3 separate regions of the Homo sapiens genome follow, and regions 1 and 2 are each linked to region 3. The links are chromatin loops, found by intact Hi-C in ENCODE. Cell type or tissue: A673. All regions are shown on one strand. Region 1 has its middle 32 kb from the start of FAM124B. Region 2 has its middle 48 kb from the start of FAM124B. Region 3 overlaps MRPL44 (mitochondrial ribosomal protein L44).

Region 1 (8,000 bases), 400 kb after region 3:
GATGCTTATGTTTTTACACTTTTGCACTTGGGAAACATTTTTGTGGCGTCTGCAGGGCCCTTTTAAAGCTTGCTCATTTAGCAGAGCAATGCGCGATGTAATTGAAACCTGTTTCTCTGGAGTACACCTACTTCTTTCTTCAAACATGGGAGAACTGTTCTTTTGCAGAAAGCTCCAAGAATCCATTTAAATCCCGTGGTTGCAAACCAGGCCAATATTTCCTCAGTGCCCAGCACTGTGTGGTTGCTTGGTAGCAGGCAATCAAGACAGACTTCGTGGGAGGCTGGCTGGAAACCCTCCATGTACACAGGGTGGACACACACAAACCTTCAAAGCAGTGGGACATCGGTGCTATCATTTAATTATCTTTGTGGCTATGAAGTGTCTCACTAGAAATTATTCCATTAATACTTCTTCCCAGTAGGTGTTTCAGACTGATGAGGCAGCGGCTTAGGTGGTAGAACATGGTAATTATGATTTTTTAAACGACTAGATGGAAGGCAGTCAAAAACAAATTTTAGTCTCTTACTTTTCAATTTGTTAGAACCACTTTACTGTCCATATGAAGGCTTCTTTTCACGCCTCAATTGTTCTGGGCCAATTTAAGAAAATTAAAAATTTGGCAAAGGGATTGACTTGAAAAAGAAGGGTTAGAGTAAAAACATACTTAAAGGCTGTGGCCACACGTGGTTCAAGGCTTGGCAGCTTACCCTGTAATTTGATATGAGAAAAATATTGGGAGGAATGGGAGAAAGCCAAAATTATTTACAGCTGGAATCCAAATAAAATCAAACCTATGCAATGTGTGGGCTGTATTTATACTTGTCTTTATCTATTATTAATAACCAAGTCAGCGTGTAGCATAATACTTGGCACACAATTTTATTGCTCTGAATTATGGGGCAGAAATGATTGCCTGGAATTATGAAAAACAGGCCTCAGGGAGCGCATATTAAAACCAGGGATCTATACATATGTACATACATACCCAACACTGACACAATAGGTTAAGAGCAGCACCAAATTTATGGATAAAGTGCTAAGGGGCCACAGTCCAAGGAAACCCAATCTTTCATTCTTTCTTTCCCTTGTTCAGGCACTGTTTTATGTCCTATGGATACAGTTATGGAGATGACAGACAGATCCTAGCTCTGATGGAGTGAAAGACAGAGGAGAGTTGGGTGGGGAGAGAGAGAAAGAGAGCAAGCAGTGGAGTGGGCAAAGGGAGGGTGACACGTAATACAAATAAATGACTGAACCAGAAAAGATTATATAAGTGCTCTGTTGTAAGTTGATGGTAGCCCCCCAAAAGGTTATGTTCACACCCTAACCCCCAGAACCTGTGAATGTGATCTTATTTGGAAAAAGAGTTTTTGCAGATGTTATTAAATTAAGGATCTTGAGATGAGTTCATCCTGGATTATCTGAGTGAGCCCTAAACCAAATGATAAGTGTCCTTATAAGAGACACAGAGAAGACACAAAGAAAAGAAGGCGATGTGAAGACAGGGGCAGAGATTGAAGCTAGGAAAGGCCTGAAGCCTCCAAAAGTTGGAAGAGACAGGGAAGTCTCTCTTTGGGTTCCATGAAGGCAAGTGGGCCTGACAGCACCTTAATTTTGGACTTCTGGCCTCCAGAACTATGACAGAATAACTTTAACTTTCTGCTGTTTTAAGCCATGAAGTTTATGGTCATTTGTTACAACAGCCCTAGAAAACTAATACAGGTTCTAAAGGAAACAAAACAGACTGAGGGTCACTGTATGCTGGGGGATCTCACAAGGTCAAAAGACATTGAAACATAAGCAAAGCCCACATCCAAGGACCCTGATGTGGCTTGGCTGTGTCCCCACCCAAATCTCATCTCAAATTGTAATCCCTATAATCCCCATGTGTGGAAGGAGGGACCCAGTGGGAGGTGATTGGATCATGGGGGTGAGTTCCCCCAGGCTGTTCTCCTGATAGTGAGTGAGTTCTCACAAGAGCTGATGGTTTCATAAGGGTCTAGCATTTCCCGTTTGCACTTCTGTCTCCTGCCACCATGTAAAGAAGGTCCTTGCTTCCCCTTCGCCTTCCGCCATGATTGTAAGTTTCCTGAGGCTTCCCCAGCCGTGTGGAACTGTGAGTCAATTAAACTTCCTTTGTTTATAAATTACCCAGTCTCAAGTATTTCTTTATTGTAGTGTGAAATGAACTAATACAGACCCCCTCACGGGGACATGAAAAGGGCCTTCCTCTCTTATTGCCAGGTACAGTTTTGGCCAGAAATGGACGCCTGCTTTTGCTGTCTCCTCTCACTTCTGTCCCTTTCCTGCACAGGGTCCTTCCCTGTCGCTCTGTGGGGCTGGCTTCCTCCCTCCGGTCCCCTCATCCTTCATTCCAACAAATGGACCCAGAGCCACGGCCCCACCAATCAGAGAGCCCTGCCACACAGACCACCCAATTGGCCCAGGAATGGGTGTGTGACTCGGGCCAGGCCAATCAGCGTTCTCCCTGTGGATTTTCTCCTGGAGCTCTCTGAAAAGACAAAGTCTTCCCACTCCAGGGCCGAGCTGATGGGATGTGGCTCTGGGGCTGTGATCCCCTGACAACAGTCTTTTTAGCTACATGACCAATAACTTTCCTTCTCTCCCTTTTTGTTTAAGTAATCCATTCTCAGTCACTCTTGCTTATAAATCAAAGGGCCCTACACTAATTTGAGGCTCTGTCCTGGTAACCTAGGCCAGACCACACGTGGCCTGCAGGATTTGTTTTGTGTAGCCTGGACAAAAGTTAACAGGAGGACCTACTTCTCCAAAGGGACCCTGCCTCCATCTTTGTGTCCCCTCCTGCTTCCTTCTTAGCCTGCTAAAGGAGTAGGAGCTGGGCACCTTACTGTCAAAGCCATGGAAGAGGAGAAAGGAGCAAACCAAAAGGAAAAGAGTAAAAGAATCAAAGCCAACAGAACATCCAGACCATCAATTTCTTAACATTGTGCCCCAATTTTGTACCTGGCCTCAACCCAATCAGTGTTGCACCTGTATCAGCCTCCATTATTTGCTGTAAGAGCAGAACTGATTCTGGCTGATTCAGGCTGACAATGAATTTATCAGAAGGCTGGAGAACTGGGCTCAGAAAACTCACGAGAACTGTGGCAGAATCACAACCAAAATCAGGCCACAGAACCAGGTGGGTCCAAAGGCTCCGCCGCCCCCACGGTCAAAGACTAGACATCGCTTCTTCCTTTGACCAGAGCAATGCTGACCACGTCCTCTTCCCACCCAAAAGAAATCCGCCGCATTCTTGAGTGTGAACATCAAAACTCCAGGTGAGACTAGCTGACTGTCCAAGTGTAAGTCATAAGCCCAAGTCACGGGAGATGGGGATGGGACATCTTTCAGGTGAGCTCTGCCTCCCACCAAGACTCCTATGGGGGAACTTTCTAAGCATTAATTAACTTTTAAATATCTACCATGTCTTCTCTTGGGGTGAAGCAGAGGGGGGAAAAAAGGGTTTGGCGATTCGGCCACAGTAATTTACATAGTGTTACAACAGTGCCCTCTAGTGACAGACTTTTGATAGGGTGAAAAGCAAGGTAAATAAGATACACATCCCATAAAAAATCCTGCTGAAATTCAGTCCTGCTTAATTCTGTGAATTAGATCATTGCACAAAGCAAGAGAAGATTCCCAAATGCAACTGCAATCCCGTGAGAGGACATAAAGGAACCATGACTTTTAATGGGTGTTAGCTTGAATTAACCACCGTCAGTGCCCGCAGGAACTCAAACAGCCCTATACAATGAGAATGACAGCATCATTTCTGCTGTGACCCTTGAGAATCGCTTGACCGAAGAGAAAAGCTGCTCCTTAGAAGCCCCCACATCCCCAGATCCCCTCATTTGAGCTGCACTCAGGGCTCCTGCAGTGATTCTGGCTGGTGGAGCCCTGTGAAGCCTGAACAAGCTCTAGGATCTGGCTCACAGGACATGACTGTGGGACCAACAGAGGAGGCCCAAACCTTGGGGGTGAGCTTCAGATAGAGCACAACAGCACAAACCATGAAAGACATGTGCAGTGATGCTTGTACACTAATAAGGACGAGATGAGGAAGAAGCCACTGCTGCTGTAATAGCTCTGCAGCCAACAGGCAAACTAGGAAAAGTACATACCTGAGAAAAGCAGAGAGGGCTCTCTGGAGTGGGCCCAGAACTTGGGATACAAACATGAATGATATAGTTCATGTCTGCTATGGTCTGAATGTTCCCCCCCACCACCCAGAATTCATATGTTGAAGCCTAGCCCCCAGTACGATGATATTTTGAGGTGGGACCTTTGGGAGGTGATTGGGCCATGAGTGTGGAGTCCTCATAATGGAAGTAGTGCCTTTAATAGAAGAGGCACCAGGGAACTAGCTCTCTCTGTCTCCCTCCACCACATGACGACACAGTGAGAATGTGGCCATTTGCAGGCCAAGAAGAAAGTCCCCATCAGAACTGGACCATACTGGCAGCCTAAATGCAGATGTCCAGCCTCCAGAACCATAAGAAATAAATTGCTGCCCAGTCTATGGTTTTCTGTGATAGCAGCCTGATATAGTTTGGCTGTATCCCTATGCAAATCTCACCTTGAATTTTGGGTCCTATAATTCACATGTGGGAGGGTCCTGGTGGGAGGTGATTGAATCATGGGAGTGAGTCTTTCCCCTGCTGTTTGCGAATATTTAATAAGTGTCACGAGATCTGATGATTTTATAAAGGGGAGTTCCCTTACACAAGCTCTCTTGCCTGCCACCATGTAAGACGTGATTTTGCTCCTCATTCACCTTCCATTATGATTATGAGACCTTCCCAGCCATGTGGAACTGTAAGTCCATTAAACTTCTTTTCTCTATAAATTACCCAGTCTCAGGTATGTCTTTACTAGCAGCGTGAAAACAGACTAATACACAACCCAAACTCACTAAGACTATATCTTACTTTCTGGCTTCCAGAGAATGGAAGCCTCTTCCACATTCCTATTCCTTGCTGTGCATTTGTTGAACAAATTATTTGTAAAAGCAGCTACTCTGGTCCTGACATTGCGCTAGGGCTTGGGTGCCAGGGTTGTTTTAATAACGTGTCAGCTGGTCAAGCCCCTGCAGCAGGGATTTTAACTTGAAACTCCATGACAACAAGGAGTCCACCAGGCAGGTCTGGGCAGAAAGCTCCAGGCAGATGGAACAAGTGGGGCATGCTTGAGGAGCAGAAAGGAAACCAGGGTGACGCCAGTTTTGTGTGTGCACAGTGTGGAGGCAGCGTGGACCGCGTGAAGCTCAGGTCACTCTTCTTGCCCCCCTCTTCCTAATAGATTGAAGCCAGGCTGTTAGGCTAGTGGTCAGAGACACAGACACTAGCCTGACAGCCTCGCTTCCAATCCTAACTGTGCCCATGACTCATTGCACAGTCCAGGATTAGGCTCTAGACCTCTCTGTGCCTCAATTTTCTCAACTGTAAAGTTCGGATCATCACAGCACCTACCCCACAGGACTTTTGTGAAGACCAAAATGTTCAAGAGAGTGCCTCGCATGTGGGAAGTGCCAGATAGCTCTGTCATCAGTATCAACTCTAATTCAGTATTATTGTCTCTCCTTAGAATTATTATCCTCAATATAAACAGACACTTTTCAAAAGAAAACATACATGCGGCCAACAATCATATGAAAAAAAGTTCGACATCACTGATCATTAGAGAAATGCAAATCAAAACTGCGATGAGATACCATCTCACACAAGTCAGAATGGCTATCATTAAAAAGTTAAAAAATAACAGATGCTGGTGAGGTTGTGGAGAAAAAAGAACGTTTATACACCATTAATGGAAGTGTAAATTAGTTCAATCACTGTGGAAGATGGTGTGGAAAGTCCTCAAAGACCTAAAGAAAGAAATACCATTTGACCCAGCAATCCCATTACTGGGTATATACTCAAAAGAATATAAATCGTTCTATTACAAAGACACACACACATAGGTTCATTGCAGCACTATTTTCAATAGCAAAGACATGGACTCATCCTAAACGCCCATCAATGATAGACTGAATAAAGAAAATGTGATACATATACACTATGGAATACTATGCAGCCATATAAAGAATGAAATCTTTTCCTTTGTAGTAACATGCATGCAGCTGAAGATCATTATCCTTAGCAAACTAACGCAGGAAGAGAAAACCAAATACTGCATGTTCTCATTTATAAATGAGAGCTAAATGATGAGAACACATGGACACAGAGGGGAACAATAGACACTGAGGCATATCAGAGGGTGAAGTGTGGGAGGAGGGAGAGGATCAGGAAAAATAACTAATGGGTACCAGGCTTAATACCTGGTGTGACAAAATAATCATACAACCAACCCCCATGACACAAGTTTACCTATAAAACAAACCTGCACATGTACCCCTGAACTTAAAAGTTAAAAAAAAGAAATAAACTCAGTTAAGAGCAGCTTTTTGCTTGACAATAGAGATGTTTATGTAAGAAAGGCCTAAATTGCATTTTTGACATATGGAAGAAATTTTATATATGACAAAATTATTTTGAGCTATAATCAATGAAACTAATTATGATAATATTCAGAAGTGAATGTCTAAGAACAAATAAAAAATAAGTGTCCAAAAAAGAAATAGACAATGAATATTTCTTTTATTAAATTTTGAATATGGAATCATACCAATTAAAGGTAAAAAATAAGTAATAAAGTACAAAAGAAAAAAAAGAATTATTGTTCTCAAGAGACTCACCTCAGAAACATCTCTGGCAGAACTGGGATTTGTGAAAACAATACATTTCTTCTTCCAATAAGAGAGACTTTGTGTCTCCAATAACTCAGCTAGGTTCTCTGGAATAACAAGACTTTTTAAATAATTATATTAGAAAATAAATTTTGATGAAATCAAGTTTTTAATAACATACATCCTAATTATGTGGCCTAGGGGCCATAAGCACCTTTTCCTCTTACTTGCTACAGCGAATTTTAAACATTGCGAATTGTGAGAAATGTTTAAGAAACATCTCAAACCTCGGGTAAGGATTTAGTAGGTGCAAAACAAGGGAGCTGTGGATGCAGAGATCAGTTTGTTTCTAAGTGACGTGGGTTTAGTTGACCCAGAGCAGAATCCTGAAATGAACTAGAAACTAGGGAGAATTTCCCCAGAGATCTCTTATTGCTCATTCTCTGAGCTTAGGCGAGGAGGCCCATTTAGAAGTTGCAGCTGCGTCTCAGCCCCTTGAGGGAATCCTGGGAGATGCAGCAAAGAAAAAGTATTTTAAAACAGAGCAAAGAATAAAGAGAGGATCAAATTGAAGCACAAAAAGAAGGGAGAAACAGAGGGAGGGAAGGGAAAAGAAATAAAAAGGGAAGGAAAGGGAAGAGAAAGGAACAGAGCGAAAGGGAAAGACCAATCCATGATGGCTTAGAGAAGATGCTAGGAAGTCACACGGTAGTGAGTTTTTCAGGAACTTCTGAATATATTTTGTAACATGGAAATGTAATTGAGGAGCTTTTAATCAACAGAAAATGCAGTGTGTGCTTGTGGCTCCATTCTCCTGTTTTATGTTTCCCTTCCCCTTTCTCCTTCTTTCTCTGGGAGGGAAGGAAGGAGCCTTTCCACCAGCAATCCTTCCATGCATAACTGGAGTGACCGAGCAGGTTGTTGAAGGGCAATGGAAAGACCAAGGCTGCCTTACAAAGTTCCCATCAAGCAGAAGGCACATGGCAGCTGCTGCTGAGGCTCCAGCTTCACCTGCCTTTGTAAGCCAAGGTGTGTCCATCTCTTCCTATCGTCTCCTGCTCCACCCTCAAATCTCACATCCCTTGCTCTACTTCCACTAATAAACTAATATGTTTGCAAGCTTCCAAATGTTACCATCTCTGTTAACGTTTAGCAATGAACAAATAATACCTGCAAAAAGTGTGAAATATTATTAATAAGGTTAAAAATAGCCAAATAACTGCAACGCAACTGATTTTTAATATGCCTA
Region 2 (8,000 bases), 480 kb after region 3:
CTGTGACTTTCTCTTCTTCTGCTGTCCTTGTCCTGTCTGGGTATCAAGGTTATATAAGTTTCATAAAATTAGCTCGATAACTTCCTCTCTCTTTTTTTCTCTGAAACGGTTTAAGATAAGACAAATGGCCTGGGCGCGGTGGCTCATGTCTGTAATCCCAGCACTTTGGGAGGCCGAGGCGGGTGGATCACGAGGTCAAGAGATCGAGACCATCCTGGCTAATATAGTGAAACCCCGTCTCTATTAAGAATACAAAACATTAGCCGGGCGTGGTGGTACGCACCTGTAGTCCCAGCTACTCAGGAGGCTGAGGCAGGAGAATCTCTTGAACCCGGGAGGGGGAGATTGCAGTAAGCCGAGATCGCGCCTCTGCATTTCAGCCTGGGTGACAGAGAAAAAAAAAAGTTAAAAAAAAAAGTAAAAGAAAAAAACGATAGGACAAATGATCCTCAAAAGTTTGGTAAGACCTTCCCTGTAAAAATCATCTGGCCTGGTTTCTAAACATGTCTAGAAGACACAATCTTTTTTCAAGGGGTAGAGAGAATGCTAGGAGAACCTTTTGAGGGCTACTTTAATTTCTGTTATGGCTATGGGTTTATTCAAAATTTCTTTGTCGTTTTGGATTAGTTTCTGCAGTTCATATATTTTTTAAGAAAAGTAAATATTTTATCAAAGTTTTAAATGTTCATGTGTAGTTTAAAAAATGCTTACTAAATCAATAGATATTGCCTCTTCTTATTTCTTATTATAGATTAAAAAACGGCTTTTGATTTTGTTGATTCTCATTCCTTTTTTTTAATACTTTGTTACTTTCTGCTCCTGTTCTTTTTTTTTTTTTTCTGAGATGGAATCTCTCTCTGTTGCCCAGACTAGAGTGCAGTGTAATCACCTCGACTCACTCCAACCTCTGCATCTGGGTTCAAGCAATTCTCCTGCCTCAGACTCCCAAATAACTGGGACTATAGGCACGCGCCACCACACCAGGCTAATTTTTGTATTTTTAGTAGAGACAGGGTTTCACCATGTTGGCCATGCTGGTTTCGAACTCTTGACCTCAAGTGATCCTCCTGCCTTGGCTTCGCAAAGTACTGGGATTTATTCCCACAAAATGAAATTCTAATAACTTTTTGCTGAATTCCACAAATGTTGGTATGTAACACATTTATTAGTATTCTCGTCTTACATATGCTGTCATTTCCATGGTGCCATCTTTTTAAAATTAATCCACAAATTATTCAGGATTACATTTTAGAGTTTCCAAATGTGTGTGTATATTACTTATTTTATTAGTACTTTTATTTACTCATTTTGGTATTTTTTATTGTTGAATTCTTATTTAGTTTCTTTTTTTTTCTTTTTTTTTTTTTCTTTTTTTGAGGAGGAGTTTCGCTCTTGTCACCCAGGCTGGAGTGCAGTGGGAAGATCTCAGCTCACTGCAACCTCCGCCTCCTGGGTTCAAGCAGTTCTCCTGCCTCAGCCTCCCGAGGAGCTGGGATTACAGGCACCCACCACCACGCCTGGCTAATTTTTTTTTTGTATTTTTAGTAGAGACGGGGTTTCGCCATGTTGGGCAGGCTGGTCTCGAACTCCTGACCTCAGGTGATCCGCTCGCCTTGGCCTCCCAAAGTACTGGGATTATAGGTGTAAGCCACCGCGCCCGGCCTTCTTTTTTTATTATTTAGTTTCAGTGTGACCAGAAAATGAGTATGGTCCATCTTTCAGGTGCCTATAAGTTCAAGAGTACTATATGTTTCTCTTACTTTTAAGTTCTTTCCTTTTTTATTTATATAATATTTTATGTAAAAATTAATGTATTTATATATAGTATAATATAAATTATATTTTGTCTAAAATCGATATTGCTATTCCAGCTTTTTAGGTTTATTATCTGATTACTGTTTGCATGAGACAAGTTTCTCCATCCCTTTAGTTTCAATTTATCTCATTGATTTCATTTTGTGTGTATTTTCTATAAGAATGCTATATGCTGGCCAGGCGCAGCGGCTCACGCCTGTAATCCCAGCACTTTGGGAGGCCGAGGCAAGTGGATCACCTGAGGTCAGGAGTTCGAGACCAGCCTGGCCAACGTGGTAAAACCCCGTCTCTACTAAAAATACAAAAATTAGCCGGTGGTGACACATGCCTGTAATCCCAGCAACTCGGGAAGCTGAGGCAGGAGAACTGCTTGAACCCAGGAGGCGGAGGTTGCAGTGAGCTGAGATCTTCCCACTGCACTCCAGCCTGAGCAACAGAGCAAGACTCTGTCTCAAAAAAAAAAAAAAAAAAAAAAGAATACTATATGCTATAGTCTGAATGTTATACCCCCACAATTTGTATATTGAAATTTAATTACCAATGTGATGGTATTAGGAGGTAGGCCCTTTCAGCAGTGATTAGGTCATGAGAGTGAAATCAATGTCTTTATAAAAGAGGCTCCAGGGATCTGCCTTGTCCTACCATGTGAGAACATGTCTAGAAGGCTCCATCTATGAACCACAAAGTGAGCCGTCACTAGAAAACCTGTCTGCTGTTGCCTTGATGATGGACTTCCCAGCTTCCAGAACTATGAGAAATAAATTTCTGCTGTTTATACAGAGTTGATGGTACTTTGTTACAGCAGCTGGAACAGACCAAGGCACTATGCCTAGAGTTTTTAAAAACTTAATCATACAGTCTCTTACTTTTTTATAGCAAGCTTACTCCATTTTCTAATTTTGTATTATTGATTGATTTAAAATGATTTCTACCCTCCTAGTTTTGATTTTCTGTTCACCTTCATTTGTCTTTCTTTTCTTTCCTTTTTTTAATAGTTTATTGAATTAGTGAAGCTTGCTATATTACCCCCTTTTGTTTTGGAAGTTACTTATAGTGTTTTCATTTTTTGACTATTTACCTTTAGTTGTCAACATACATATTCATCATATATTTTTCTAAATAATACAAAATGCTTAGTAATTTTACTTTTTTGTTCTGAACAACGGCAAAAAGTCCTTAGCACATATTAACTTCACATTTACATTTCCTCTTCAATTTATTATTATCTAGAGAGTTTTAGTTTTGTACTTCTTAGAGCACAACAAATAAAAATTGAGAATATTTTTATAGTCAATGGTTTATAAAGATTCATTTATACTTTATCAATTTCTGTGATTCCCCTCCTTATTTTGCGTTCCATATCTTTCCTCTACGTTTTTTATTTTCCTTCCTACTGAAGTATATTCTGCAATAATTATTTTAGTGAGGGTTTTCGTGTGGCTTTGGCTGTTGTATAGCATTGCATTTCCGATCAATTTCTGGTCCATGAAATAATTTATTTTGTTCTTCATCCAGACTCTCTCATAACAGTTTTCCCTTTTTATGGGATATCTGTATTTGCCACGGGTTTTGTGCAAGGGAAATAAGTTGAAAGGTTAACCTGTGGAGTCATCTTCAGTTGAAATCAGGGTTAATGACTGCTGAGTTCCTGGTCCTCAGAGGGAAGGACAGAAGCAGCTGAAAACAAACATAAATATGGCAACTTGCCTGACCTGAATGGAAAAAAAAAATTATGGGCAAATGCACATTTCAAAGGATATTTGGCTTTTCTCAGCTTTCTAAATTTTTGTTCTTTGTTCAATTCCTATCAATATTGGGGTGATAATGCTTGGTGTGCTGACCCCTGGTGGATTCAGTGAGTGCCAGTTTATGACAATTTTTGAAGGTGAAGTAGGTCTTATTCCAGTAGCCTGATTCAAATGCCGTAAGAGGCTAGGCAGGTTATATAAATGTGTCAGGTGACCCCATGTGACCATAGATCATGGTGCCAGTGTAGTGACAAATATGCCCTGTATATGACCATACACATGGCGCCAAGTGTTTTATGTGCCAAGTCACATAAAACCAATGGTAAAAAAAATGTTGGCAAAACACACACACATATGAACATTTGATTGGAGAGCTTGATTGGACCAATCAGTTTGGCCCAAACTACCTTGTTTAAGTTACACACAGAAAGGTTGTGCCCCTGCCCTGAGGTCTCACCCCAAGCTCAGTTTGTAAATTAATAACTAATGTTCTTTCCATGATCCACTCTTAATTTCCAAAAAAATAGTAACAACTAATCAATGCTACAGTGGGCTCTTTTTATAAACTACTATTAGACATTTGCTGACAAGACCCAATGGGAGAGAATATTATTCTTCAAGTGAATTCATGTATTATTGTCTGTGTTTTGAATAAAAACTTTGGTGGTATATATTATTTGGGAACTTGTAGAGCAAAATTTTCTCCTATAAAACATTAAATGTTATACTAATTAAGTATTTTTTCTCTAGCTTTTATACAGTCAACTTGAAGTTTAAGAACTTAAAATCAGATTCAAATCCTGATATGCTATATTTTTAACTGGGGAGCATGATTAGAATAAGAATGAATTATCTGAAAGTAGCAAGTACCAGTGGTTATCCAGAATCAAATATTTTATTTTGTCGAGGTTGGGAAAAATCCAAATTATATTTCTACTTTGGATATTTTAATTAATTTTAATTATGATTGTTAAAAGGCATTTAATCTTTTTTCCCCCTGGTTGATTTAAACTTACTTATCTAGTTGTTTTCCAGGACCTGTCTGATAGATACCTCACTTGGAAGCTACAGTGGCTTCCTATTACTTATCATGTTAAGTCTGAAATTTTCCACCTGCCAGTCCCCTCCAACATTCCATTTCTTTCTTTCTTTCTTTTTTCTTTTTTTTTTTTTTTGAGACGGAGTCTCACTCTGTCACCAGGCTGGGGTGCAGTGGCAGGATCTCAGCTCACTGCAACCTCTGCCTCCTGGGTTCAAACGATTCTCCTTCCTCAGCCTCACGAGTAGCTGGGACTACAGGTGCGTACCACCATATCCAGCTAATTTTTGTATTTTTAGTAGAGACGGGGTTTCACCATGTTGACCAGGATTACCTCGATCTCTTGACCTCATGATCCACCCGCCTTGGCCTCCCAAAGTACTGGGATTACAGGTGTGAGCCACCACGCCCGGCCCATTTCTTTTAACCACTGTATTTTTGGGTCTTAACTGTGCCACTCAAGACAATCAGACTGCTCTTCTCATGGGAAGGGCGTCCTGTTCTCAACCCTTGGCCTTCCCCATGTCTCACATGAATGTGAAGAAGTGGAGTGTGGCATCCCCAGGCAGATCTCCAATTCCATTTTCAAAGTCATCATAGATGGATTTCTTGGTTCTCATCTCTCCTTCGCACTCTCTTCCCTTAATACACTATTGTTCTCTCTTATCTGGTTCCTCTTACAGCCACTCAAGCTCCTGACAAAACTTTATGGTAGCATAAGAAACTTGAGGAATATGTGTGTGTGTGTGTGTGCATATATATATACACATATGTATACACACAAATACATATATATATACATATTTGCATATATGTTTAATGACATGAAATAATTGTCTAAAAGCAATCATAAAATTTAAAATAAAATATTAATACACAAATCCTTGGCTGAGCACAGTGGGTCACGCCTATAATCCCAGCACTTTAGGAGGCCAAGGCAGGCAGATCACTTGAGGTCAGGAGTTGGAGACGAGCCTGGCCAACATGGTGAAACCTCCTCTCTACCAAAAACACAAAAATTAGCCAGGGGTGGTGGCACGTGCCTGTAGTTCCAGCTACTTGGGAGGCTGAGGCAGGAGAATCACTTGAACCCGGAAGGCAGAGGTTGCAGTGAGCCAAGATCGCGCCACTGCACTCCAGCCTGGGCAACACAGAGAGACTCCATCTCAAAAAACATAACTAACTAACTAACTAACTAACTAAATAATTATATGGGACAATAACTCAAAAATACCACCATTTAAAAAAATCACATATACATACAAACTCTAACGTGTATAAATGCTGCCCATCCGTGACATTTACATACAAATTTTAATAGCTGTCTAAGGCAGTGTTTTCAAATTTTAGTGTGCAATAGAATACTTTGTGGATATTGTTAAATTTAAATATTCCCAGGCCCACCATTCAGAGATTCTGATTCAGTGGTGTGGGAAGAAGTCCAGACATCAGGGTGTTTTTAGCAAGCATCACAGATAATTTTGAGAAAAGTAGCTCATGAATGACACTTCGAGAAACACTACCATGAGAAATATTTTTTCCCCAAATAAAGCAGCCCCTTTCCTGTTTCTATATTTATGAATGATGAGATTATTCTATAAGTAAAATTGTGAAATAGAACATGTTAATTTCAAAATCTTCAGTCTCACCTTTTTAAAATTTTTTTAACATAATGTTTGAAGTTTTAGTTTATTTTAAAAGTCAATTTTAATTCTCTTAAATTGGTTTGCATTTATGGTACAGTTTTGTCATTTATGAGAATAAGAGATTTTTTTCCTTCATTTAACATGTTTACTTAATTCTCAGAAATATTTGAGGCTGCATGTTAGAATCCCTTTTTAAAATATGCCAATAAGGAACATGTCTGAACTTACTTTTTAAAGTTTACTGCGTTATTCACTTTCCTTGGCATATCTCCATTAGAGTTAGAATAGGTAATCAAAAACAGTCATTGACCTGATTCTAGGATTTTGACTGGATATAACTTTTTTTTTTTTTTTCTGAGACAGGGTCTCGCTCTGTTGCCCAGGCTGGAGTGCAGTGGCACCATCTCGGCTGTCTGCAACCTCAGGCATGCACCACCACATCCGGCTAATTTTTGTATTTTTAGTAGAGACAGGGTTTCACCATGCTGGCCAGGCTGGTCTCAAACTCCTGACCTCAAGTGATCTGCCCACCATGGCCTTCCAAAGTGCTGGGATAACAGGTGTGAGCCACTGCACCCGGCCCACTCATTATTTTGAAGAGAATATATCCTATGGGCTTCAGGGGAATTTTTAGGAAATCTACCTCTTTTCCTCAAACAATTAATGTCAGAACTTTGATGCAAATTCTCCTTTTCTTAAAACATCTAATCCAGGAGGCTGAGCAAGGCTGATCTTCTACCTGGAAAAGTGGAAGAAGTGAGAGGTCACGAGTCACTTGGACATCACTGTACCACCTAAGGCCCAATGGAGAATGAGTAAGGCTACTATAAACATGGTTTATCTGTGCTATAGGAATGCAAAACATTGTTTGGTGTCAGAATTTGCAAAACATGCTTTATAGCAATTCAAAAATATAACATGTAAGCCTGTAAGACACTGAAGAAACCATCTAAGTCATCTAAGCCCAATGCCTTCATTTTACAGATTGCATAAGTGAAGGCCAAACTTGCAGGAATCCCAAGATCTCATTGAGAATGAGATTGAATCTTAATTATCATTACAAGCCTATGCATTTCTTCCAGAACATAATAAGCATTAAATTGATAAATCAGGTTTCTTGGATTAATTGTGAATGAATTGAAAAAGGTCCTGGATTTTCTAACTCTCAAGTCCAATGTCAAACCCAGAACAAAACAATTTGACACCAGAATGACCTTTGGTATCTCCTGCAGGTAATGTGGACCCTGGTATATTTTAGTTGTTTCAAACAACTGAAAGCTGTGTCTGTTTTCCTGTATCTTTGCCAACACTGAGCAGTGTTAATATTTTTTATATTTATTTAATTATTTATTTATTTGTTTATTTATTTTTTGAGACAGAGTCTCACTCTGTCGGCCAGGCTGGAGTGCAGTGGCACGATCTTGGCTCACTGCAACCTCTGCCTTCTGGGCTCAAGCAATTCTCCTGCCTCAGCCTCCCGAGTAGCTGGGATTACAGGGGTGTGCCACCATGCCTGGCTAATTTTTTTTGTATTTTTGGTAGAGACGGGGTTTCACCATGTTGGCCAGGCTGGTCTTGAGCTCCTGACCTCAAGTAATCCACCCACCTCGGCCTCCCAAAGTGCTGGGATTACAGGCGTGAGCCACCGTGCCCGGCCAATTGTCCTCTTTTATTACTGATATCGAGCAGCTTTTTTCATGTTTGTTGGGAAACTGTCATTCTCCTGTGAATTTGGAATGCACTTCCTTATTG
Region 3 (8,000 bases):
TTCTTTTTTTTTCAGAGGTCTCACTATGTTGCCTAGTCTGATCCCTAACTCCTGGGCTCAAGCAGTCCTCCTGCTTTGGTCTCCCAAAGTGTTGGTGTTAAAGCTGTGAGCCACTGGGAGGCCAAGGCGGGCGGATCTTGAGGTCAGATCGAGACCATCCTGGCTACGGTGAAACCCCCGTCTCTACTAAAAATACAAAAAACTAGCTGGGCGTGTTGGCGGGTGCGTTGGCGGGCACCTGTAGTCCCAGCTACTCAGGAGGCTGAGGCAGGAGAATGGCGCGAACCCAGGAGGCGGAGCCTGCAGTGAGCCAAGATCGTGCCACTGCACTACAGCCTGGGCGACAGAGTGAGACTCAGTCTCAAAAAAAAAAAAAAAAAGTGTGAGCCATCATGCCCAGCCTAAAGTTCTTAATTTGAAATATAGAGCTGGTTTCTGGTTTCTTATTTGTGTTAAAGTTTAAATGACAGACTCAAAAGGCATAATTTTTTCAACAGAATCTTTTCCCAAGTTATATCACACATTAAAAATAAAAATAGTCATAATTCCTGATAATATTTTTACTAGTTTCAGGTTTTTGTAAGGAGATATTTATTTTTCCCAAGTTATATCACACATTAAAAATAAAAATAGTCATAATTCCTGATAATATTTTTACTAGTTTCAGGTTTTTGTAGGGAGATATTTATTTACATATTCTTCCAATTCTCTCATCAACAATTGAAAACCTAGATACGACTTGCTTTTTTGACTTGACAGAGTTGTATATATTTCTAAGGAAACGTAAGTGTATCTTTGTCTAATTACCATATGTAATGAACTTGCAACAAATCTAGTTAAAATCCAAAAGATGATCTATCAGAGCTATTGTGTTACTTCTAATGGGTATTATTGAAATAGATGTAGAAGGCATAATTGCTTTATAACTGCTTTGTGTACTGTCTTACAATATTCCATGTAATTTAAGACTACTGTTTGTTCTCTTTCTAGTGATAAAAAGTTGATTGCAGAAGGACCTGGGGAAACAGTATTGGTTGCAGAAGAAGAGGCTGCTCGAGTGGCCCTTAGAAAACTTTATGGATTCACAGAAAATAGACGGCCGTGGAACTATTCCAAGCCCAAAGAAACCTTGAGAGCAGAAAAGAGCATCACTGCCAGCTAGCCGCCATGGATGCAGCAGCCTGAAACTTGAGAGCGAAAGTGAGATAAATGTCAAAGGTGTTTCAAGCCAGACATTTTCACAATTGTGAAGAAATAGATGTTTTGTTTCTGTTTTTTACTGTGTTCCCAAAATTAAATAAGTGTTAACCAAGTCACAGTGTTTTTGGTTTTGTTTTTCTGAAATCTTGGTTTGATCAAATCTTTTTTTTTTTCTCTTGAGATGGAGTCTTACTCTGTCGCCCAGGCTGGACTGCAGTGGTGCGATCTCGGCTCACTGCAACCTCCACCTCACAGGTTCAAGCGATTCTCGTGGCTCAGCCTCCCTAGTAGCTGGGATTACAGGCACACACCACCATACCTGGCTAATTTTTGTATTTTTGGTAGACATGGGGTTTCACCAAGTTGGCTAGGCTAGTCTTGAACTCCTGACCTCAGGTGATCCACCCGCCTTGGCCTCCCAAAGTGCTGGGATTACAGGTGTGAGCCACTATACCCGACCAGATCAAATCTTTTTTTGACATTTTTGCAAAAAAATTTTCCTAATGTTCTTGATTTAATTGTATAGAATTTGTATAATTAGGTGTATTTTATTTGCGTCTAGCTTTGAGGTATCATAATTTATGTATCTTATGTGAATTTTTTGCTGTAATACCAATAAAGTTTTTTTTCTCCACATGTTAACATTGCATTTTAATTTGATATACCCAGTAATGGCAGGAGGTTGATGAACTTCGCTTCTGTAATACAATTTTAACTAAAATAGTAATGTTAAAACTCTTTGGGAAATGCATAGTACAGATTATAAGTAGGCAGCTATTTACATGATCCCTAAATTCTAAGTTTAAAATTATGTATACTTCTAGTATGTTTCTTATTCAATTTCTATTATAAATAGCAGGAAAAGGCAAATTTATGCTTTTCAGAAATTGCCTTTTCTAAGAAGTTGAAACTCAAAAACAGCTTAAAATGTTAATGGTGAAGGGAAAATAAAGCCAGTATTAGTTCAATTTAGTATTCTAGTCATAATAATAGTATGTACCAAGCAGTGTTGTAAGTATTGGAACACATTTAATTCAGTAGAGAGGTTTTGGTTTTCTAATCCTTTGTGGTCAGTTCAATAATCCCCTAACTGCAAATTCCTTTTGATTTATCATTTGTTAAAAACTTTGGCAACAGTAATTTTTAGTTTGAGTCTTCCATTAGTCACTCCCAGGGGTTAACAAGAATAGCAGGACCTACGAGTTGAGAATAGAAAAGAGGTAAAATGTTAAAACCAACAGTACATTTGCCATGAATTTATTTATTTATTAGACAGAGTCTCGCTCTGTTGCCCAAGCTGGAGTGCAGTGGCGCGATCTCAGCTCACTGCAACTTTCGCCTCCTGAGTTCAAGCGATTCTCCTGCCTCAGCCTTCCGAGTAGCTGGGACTATAGGTGCGTGCTACCACACCCAGCTAATTTTTTTTGTATTTTAGTAGAGACGGGGTTTCACCATGTTGGCCAGGGCGGTCTCAATCTCCTGACCTCGTGATCCATCCACCTCGGCCTCCCAAAGTGCTGGGATTACAGGCGTGAGCCACTGTGCCCGGCCTGACATTTTTTTATAAAGAAAGATGAAGGAACTTTGAAATGCCTTTCCTGAGCCTGGCTAGGAAAGTGGAACTTGAGTTATCTTACAGGGTTTATAGCTCCCAAAGGTAAAGCAGAGACTTTTTGGAGGGGAAAATTTGAAAAATTAACTAGTTGACTGAATTGGCAGGTTAAAAGTGAGTTAAAGTTGACCCTCGAACAACGTGGGTTCGAATTGTGCAGATCAGTATATATATGCAGATTTTCTTCTGCTTCTGCCAACGTGAGACAGCAAGACCATCCCCCTTTTCCTCCTCCTCTTTAGCCTACTCAGCGTGAAGACAAGGATGAAGACCTTTTTGATCATCCGTGTCCACTTAATGAATAGTAAATATATTTTCTTTGATTTCTTTAATATTTTTAGCTTTGTTGTAAGAATAAGGTTTATAATCTATATAATAAAATATGTGTTAATTGATTATTTATTAATATATCATCAGTAAGGCTTCCAGTCAGCCATAGGTTATTAGGAGTTAAGTTTTTGGGAAGTTTAAAGTTAATATACAGATTTACTGCTACATGAGGGGTCAACATCCCTAATCCCTGCATTGTTCAAGGGTCAACTATATTTTACCTTTTTTTCAGAGTTAACTTCAACTCCTAGTAATGGAACACAAGGATAGAGGACCAAAACCAGTGGTAAAATGCCATTTATATGTGTTACTCACAAGTAAACATGATTTGATAAGCATCTCATTGGCACTGTAGGAGAAAAGAGATTATATGACAAACTTTTCTGGAAAGCAAAAGACATGTCTTCTGACCACTTATCCAGCATCTGTGAGATGGCAGAATCTAGCTGTGGTATGATTCTAATTTTTTTTAAGGTAAACATTAAGAAAGTCTAGGGAATTCATTTGCAAACCCAGTAATCCTTTTCTTCCCCCTCCCCGCCCCCCCCCCCCCCCCGCTAAATAGTGCTGATTGTGCGTTCCCAAATTTCTCCTGCTCAGGGGAGTTTGCAGGACCTTACCCTGCAAGCTTAGAGGGGAACTATCCTTTTAGGTTTTCAAACTTTTAAACTTTGAATGCTTCCAAATTTACATGTGGGACAAGTCTGGCTCTAGTTCATAAAACTACTTTGCAAGTAGAGATCCATATGCCTTATGTAGAATGTAATTTCAACATATTTCTAAGTAAAGCCTTCTTTGAACTTAAATTGTTGTACTTTTTAAAAGCACCCTCTAAAATAGGGTAGAAATGTAGAAAATTTAGAAAAATTGACATACATTTTCAATTGCATATCAAATATAGCTTGAAATTTGGAACCAGTCTCTGAGTAGCTATTTGTCCTATGAGCCTAACTGCATAAGTATGATATGTGGGTAGAAGGAACATGTGGGTACAAGAATGTCATCAAATGGTGCATGTGACCAAGAGCATTCAGTGACCATGTGAAGGACTAGCTCTTTGACTAATGCCTCGTCCATGTTGAGAAGACAGTCATAAGACTGGAAGCACTGACATTTGAATTTAGGTTCACACCAGAGGAAGACATTAGTCATTTACTTTGAAATTCTGACTTTTTCCACCTTTTCCCACTCTCCAGTTCCCTGTGCCCAAAGTATAATTGTACCAAAAAAATCCTCTAGCCAAAAATGTAACATTAATGTCTACAGACTTAATTACATAACCCCTATTCTTTTAAATTCATACTCTTTATTATATGCATATGTATAATGAGGAATATTTTTCTCAAAGTGTTGTATGTGGTCACAAGAAAGTAAACTGGAAACTAACACTAAACTCCAAGTAAGAATGGAACAAATTGGAGCTTTTTGTGTTCAGAGCTGTACTGATTTTGGCCACAAGATGGTGCTGTAATCCTATTGCACAATTTAGTATGTGAATTGGCCATTATGGGGAACCTATTTTCTACCGATACAGGAAAGATTATGTCTATATGGCACAGGATTACCATGAAATATGACTTTTCAAGGCCCCTTTCGGCTCTAATATTCCATGAATACTTCTTCAGGAGCCAGCTCACCTTGTTCTTCCCTCGCCTTTGGATGTTACAAGAATTTGATGTATGAACAATTCACCTGAGATGTGAAGGTATGGATTTTTGAGCTCTTTTCTATTCACCGGAAAGAAGGAAGAGTGCAGGGCTGCCATAGATAAAACTTTTAGAAGACCTTTTTGCAGGCCTCTTCTTGGTGTTTCTTTCTTCCTACTTCCTTTTGTTGATAGGAGAAGATGCACTGCGGAGGCAAGGGAATCCTGTGTCCATCGGGACAGTTCCTGAAGCCAGACGTAGACAGTCTTCCCATCAGGGTGGCCAGCTCACAGCAGCCCTCAGCAGAGGGGTATGCACTGAGGATGCTCAGCTGCCAGCATGCTGCCCACGTTCTTCATCCTAAGCCCACTTTGTTTTTCTTCCCCTCAGTTCATCCCTGTTCCATTTCCCCCAGCCTTAGTTTGCAAAGTCCCTCAACTATTGTCCTCTGGGACCTAGAGTCTCTTAACTTTGGTTGAGTATCAGAGCACTTACTTGAAAGCCATGGTTCTCTCTGTATAATACCAAGAATGATTGCTAGATCTAATCCCATCATGCAAACTAATAACAATTTTTCCTGGAACTTATACAATCAAAAATCACAATCACACATGCTCCTGAAAAAAGAAAGCTGTTTTGGCATTGGTGGTCTTTGTGCTTTCCATGACTATTTGTTGTTCATTTATCTGCCTGCCTATTAGTGTTTACTAATACAGAAGACTAATGGTTTAAGAAAACTTTCTGGGAGAAAAACAATTGGGAAAGTTGAAAACATTAACTTATTCCTTCTTCAATTGAGGAAGAACGACATTATTTGATTATTCAGAGGAGTTCAAGGAGTATCTTTTCACCTGAGCTGTTGTGTATTAAAATTGCAAATGAAGGCCTGGCATGGAGACTTATGCTTGTAATCTCAGCACTTTGGGAGGCCAAGGTAAGAGGATTGCTTGAGCTCAGGAGTGAGACCAGCTGTGATGCATAGCAAGACCCTGTCCCTATTTTATTTTTCAAATTTCAAATGAACTCAGTTTGTTCTATTCTGATCCTCTTTTTTGCAGAAGACATGAGTAAAGAGGTCATTGACAGAGAAGGATATTTCCGAGAGGGGAAGAGTTTGACTTTCTGACAATGTTTCCTGTACATAAACTATTGATGTCAGCATCTTCACATGAAGACATATCAGTAAGGGCCAGGAGACGTTTAGCAATAGACTTACACAGTTAATAAGACAAATCTAGTAAAAAAAAAAAAAAAAAATCAGCTGAGCGTCATCAGATGAACTGACTTGACAGTGATGTTCATGAGGCTCCTGGCAGTCCGCCACCAGGACTCAATTCTTGGTCCTGGGATTTTTTTATTGTTTTTTGTCTAGGAAGGATAGGCATGGAGGCCCGCCATTCTTCACTTTACCTTTGGCAAGAGATTATAAACTTCAGATGAAGGGGGTATAGCACTAAGAAATTTAAAATTTCATTTTCATTTTGCCACCTAATAATTTTTTTTTTTTTTTAAGAGATAGGGTCTCAGTAGGTTGCCCAGGCTGGTCTCAAACCCTTGGGCCTCCCAAAGTATTGGGATTATAGGAGTGAGCCACTGCACCAGGCCCCTAATAATAATGTTATCTGCAAACATTAACAATGTACTTGGTGTGAAGAACGGTGATTTCTTATCTTGCAAATTTCTCATTTAAATCACACCATCTCTATTTTTATCTTCAAGATTCAAGAGAGGGTCAAGGTGGGATCATAAACTTAGATGAAGGAGGTATGGCACCAAGAAATCAAAAATTTCACTTCCATTTTGCTACCTAATAATAATTTTATCTGAAAACACTAACAATGCATTTGGTGTGATGAAGAACAGCTATTTCTCATTTTGCAAATTTCTCATTTAAATCACATCTCTCTTTTTCTTCAAGATTTAAGAGATGGTCGAAGGCACAGTTTGGGAATCCCCAGAGAAATGGAGCTTTAAAGCCAGTAGTGTCTTCCACTCTTGGGCCTCCCAAAGCCGACTCTCAGTAGGCAAATGACACAGTGTCTTTCAACATTCACAGGAGGTCAAGGACATAGAAGTCACTTCCCAGCTTACCGAGCTCTCACCTCTCTCCCAGCTGTCACCACTGATCACTCTTAGGAAGTGGGCAATTGCTACTCTGCTGGCCCAGGGGAAACGCCTGCATCCCTGCTCTTTCGTACCCGCCCTGCATGTGAATCTCATGTATTATTCAGTTTTTCATTTTCAGAAAACAGCACTCCCGGTACAAAGGCCACTCCCTTGGGCCTCTTTGTAAACTTCTGTTGTGATTGGGATTTTCTTTTGCTTCAAAATTTCCTGTCACCTCTCCTTTTTAGGACAGAGTGAAAGGCCAGCTAAGTCAGAGCTTTCAGTGTATTTGGGTCGGTACCTACTCTCTTCCTCCACAGTGACCAAGGCAGAATCGGAAGTACCCATCTCATGACCTGTCAAAAGAGTGACTACACTGATGGTTTGTCTCAGTTTTAACAAACGTCTATCATTTTGTTACTTTAGGAAAACTGCAGCCTCTCTCTTGTTCAAACTCAGTGTGACATCTAATCTATAAGATACATTATTTGCTCAAACATGTCCATATACTGGGGCTGGAGGACTGCCTGAGGCCAGGAATTTGAGAGTAGCCTGGGTAACACAGCAAAGACCCCCATCTCTACAAAAAAATTTTTTAAAAAAAATTAGCCAGGTGTGGTGGTACGTGCCTATAAGTCCTAGCTATTCGGGAGGCTGAGGCAGAAGGGCTGCTTGAGCCCAGGAGTTCAAGGCTGCAGTGAGCCATGATCATACCACTGCATTACAGCCTGGGCAACTGAGAGACCTTGGAGTGATGGTATGACTTAAATGAGAAATTTGCAAAATGAGAAATCACCATTCTGCATCACACCAAATACATTGTTAATGTTTGCAGATAACATTATGATTAGAGGCCTGGTGCAGTGGCTCACTCCTATAATCCCTATATTTTGGGAGGTCCAAGGGTTTGAGACCAGCCTGGGCAACCTAGGCAACATACTGAGACCCTATCTCTAAAAAAAAAAAAAAAAAATTATTAGGTGTCAAAATGGAAATGGAATTTTAAATTTCTCAAAAAAAGTTTTAGGAAAAAAAAAACATGTCTACACAGCAAAAATGATCTATCACAGGCCTGTAATTTTTGTGGCAGTCTCTAAGTCTAAATT

Evidence for each region. A loop is a pair of places that touch in the nucleus more often than their neighbours do. Peaks named below come from ENCODE experiments on the same cell type or tissue, not always from the same donor. Only the 100,000 strongest peaks of a DNase experiment are listed, where the experiment ranks them.
Region 1: a loop joins it to region 3, with 5 times the contacts of the local background. A loop is called at or near these places in 33 of 110 quality-filtered maps.
Region 2: it touches region 3 in a loop (3-fold over the local background); 7 of 110 quality-filtered maps call a loop at or near these places.

What each region holds. Positions count from the first base shown.
Region 1 is chr2:224,365,677-224,373,676 of GRCh38, forward strand. No RefSeq gene overlaps it. Among named protein-coding and RNA genes, the nearest start is that of FAM124B, 32 kb to the right of the region's middle. RefSeq lists a silencer at 7,336-7,630. In A673, CTCF peaks have their summits at 3,543 (motif pointing left) and 3,745; a DNase peak (open chromatin) is centred at 3,515.
Region 2 is chr2:224,445,950-224,453,949 of GRCh38, forward strand. No RefSeq gene overlaps it. Among named protein-coding and RNA genes, the nearest start is that of FAM124B, 48 kb to the left of the region's middle. In A673, a CTCF peak has its summit at 3,654 (motif pointing left); no DNase peak of the experiment used is centred here.
Region 3 is chr2:223,965,873-223,973,872 of GRCh38, forward strand. It overlaps MRPL44 (mitochondrial ribosomal protein L44), which reads left to right. Exons shown (of 4, transcript NM_022915.5): 4 at 991-1,842. The coding sequence ends at 1,162. Among named protein-coding and RNA genes, the nearest start is that of MRPL44, 12 kb to the left of the region's middle. In A673, a CTCF peak has its summit at 4,596 (motif pointing right); a DNase peak (open chromatin) is centred at 4,609; H3K27ac peaks cover 1,000 bases.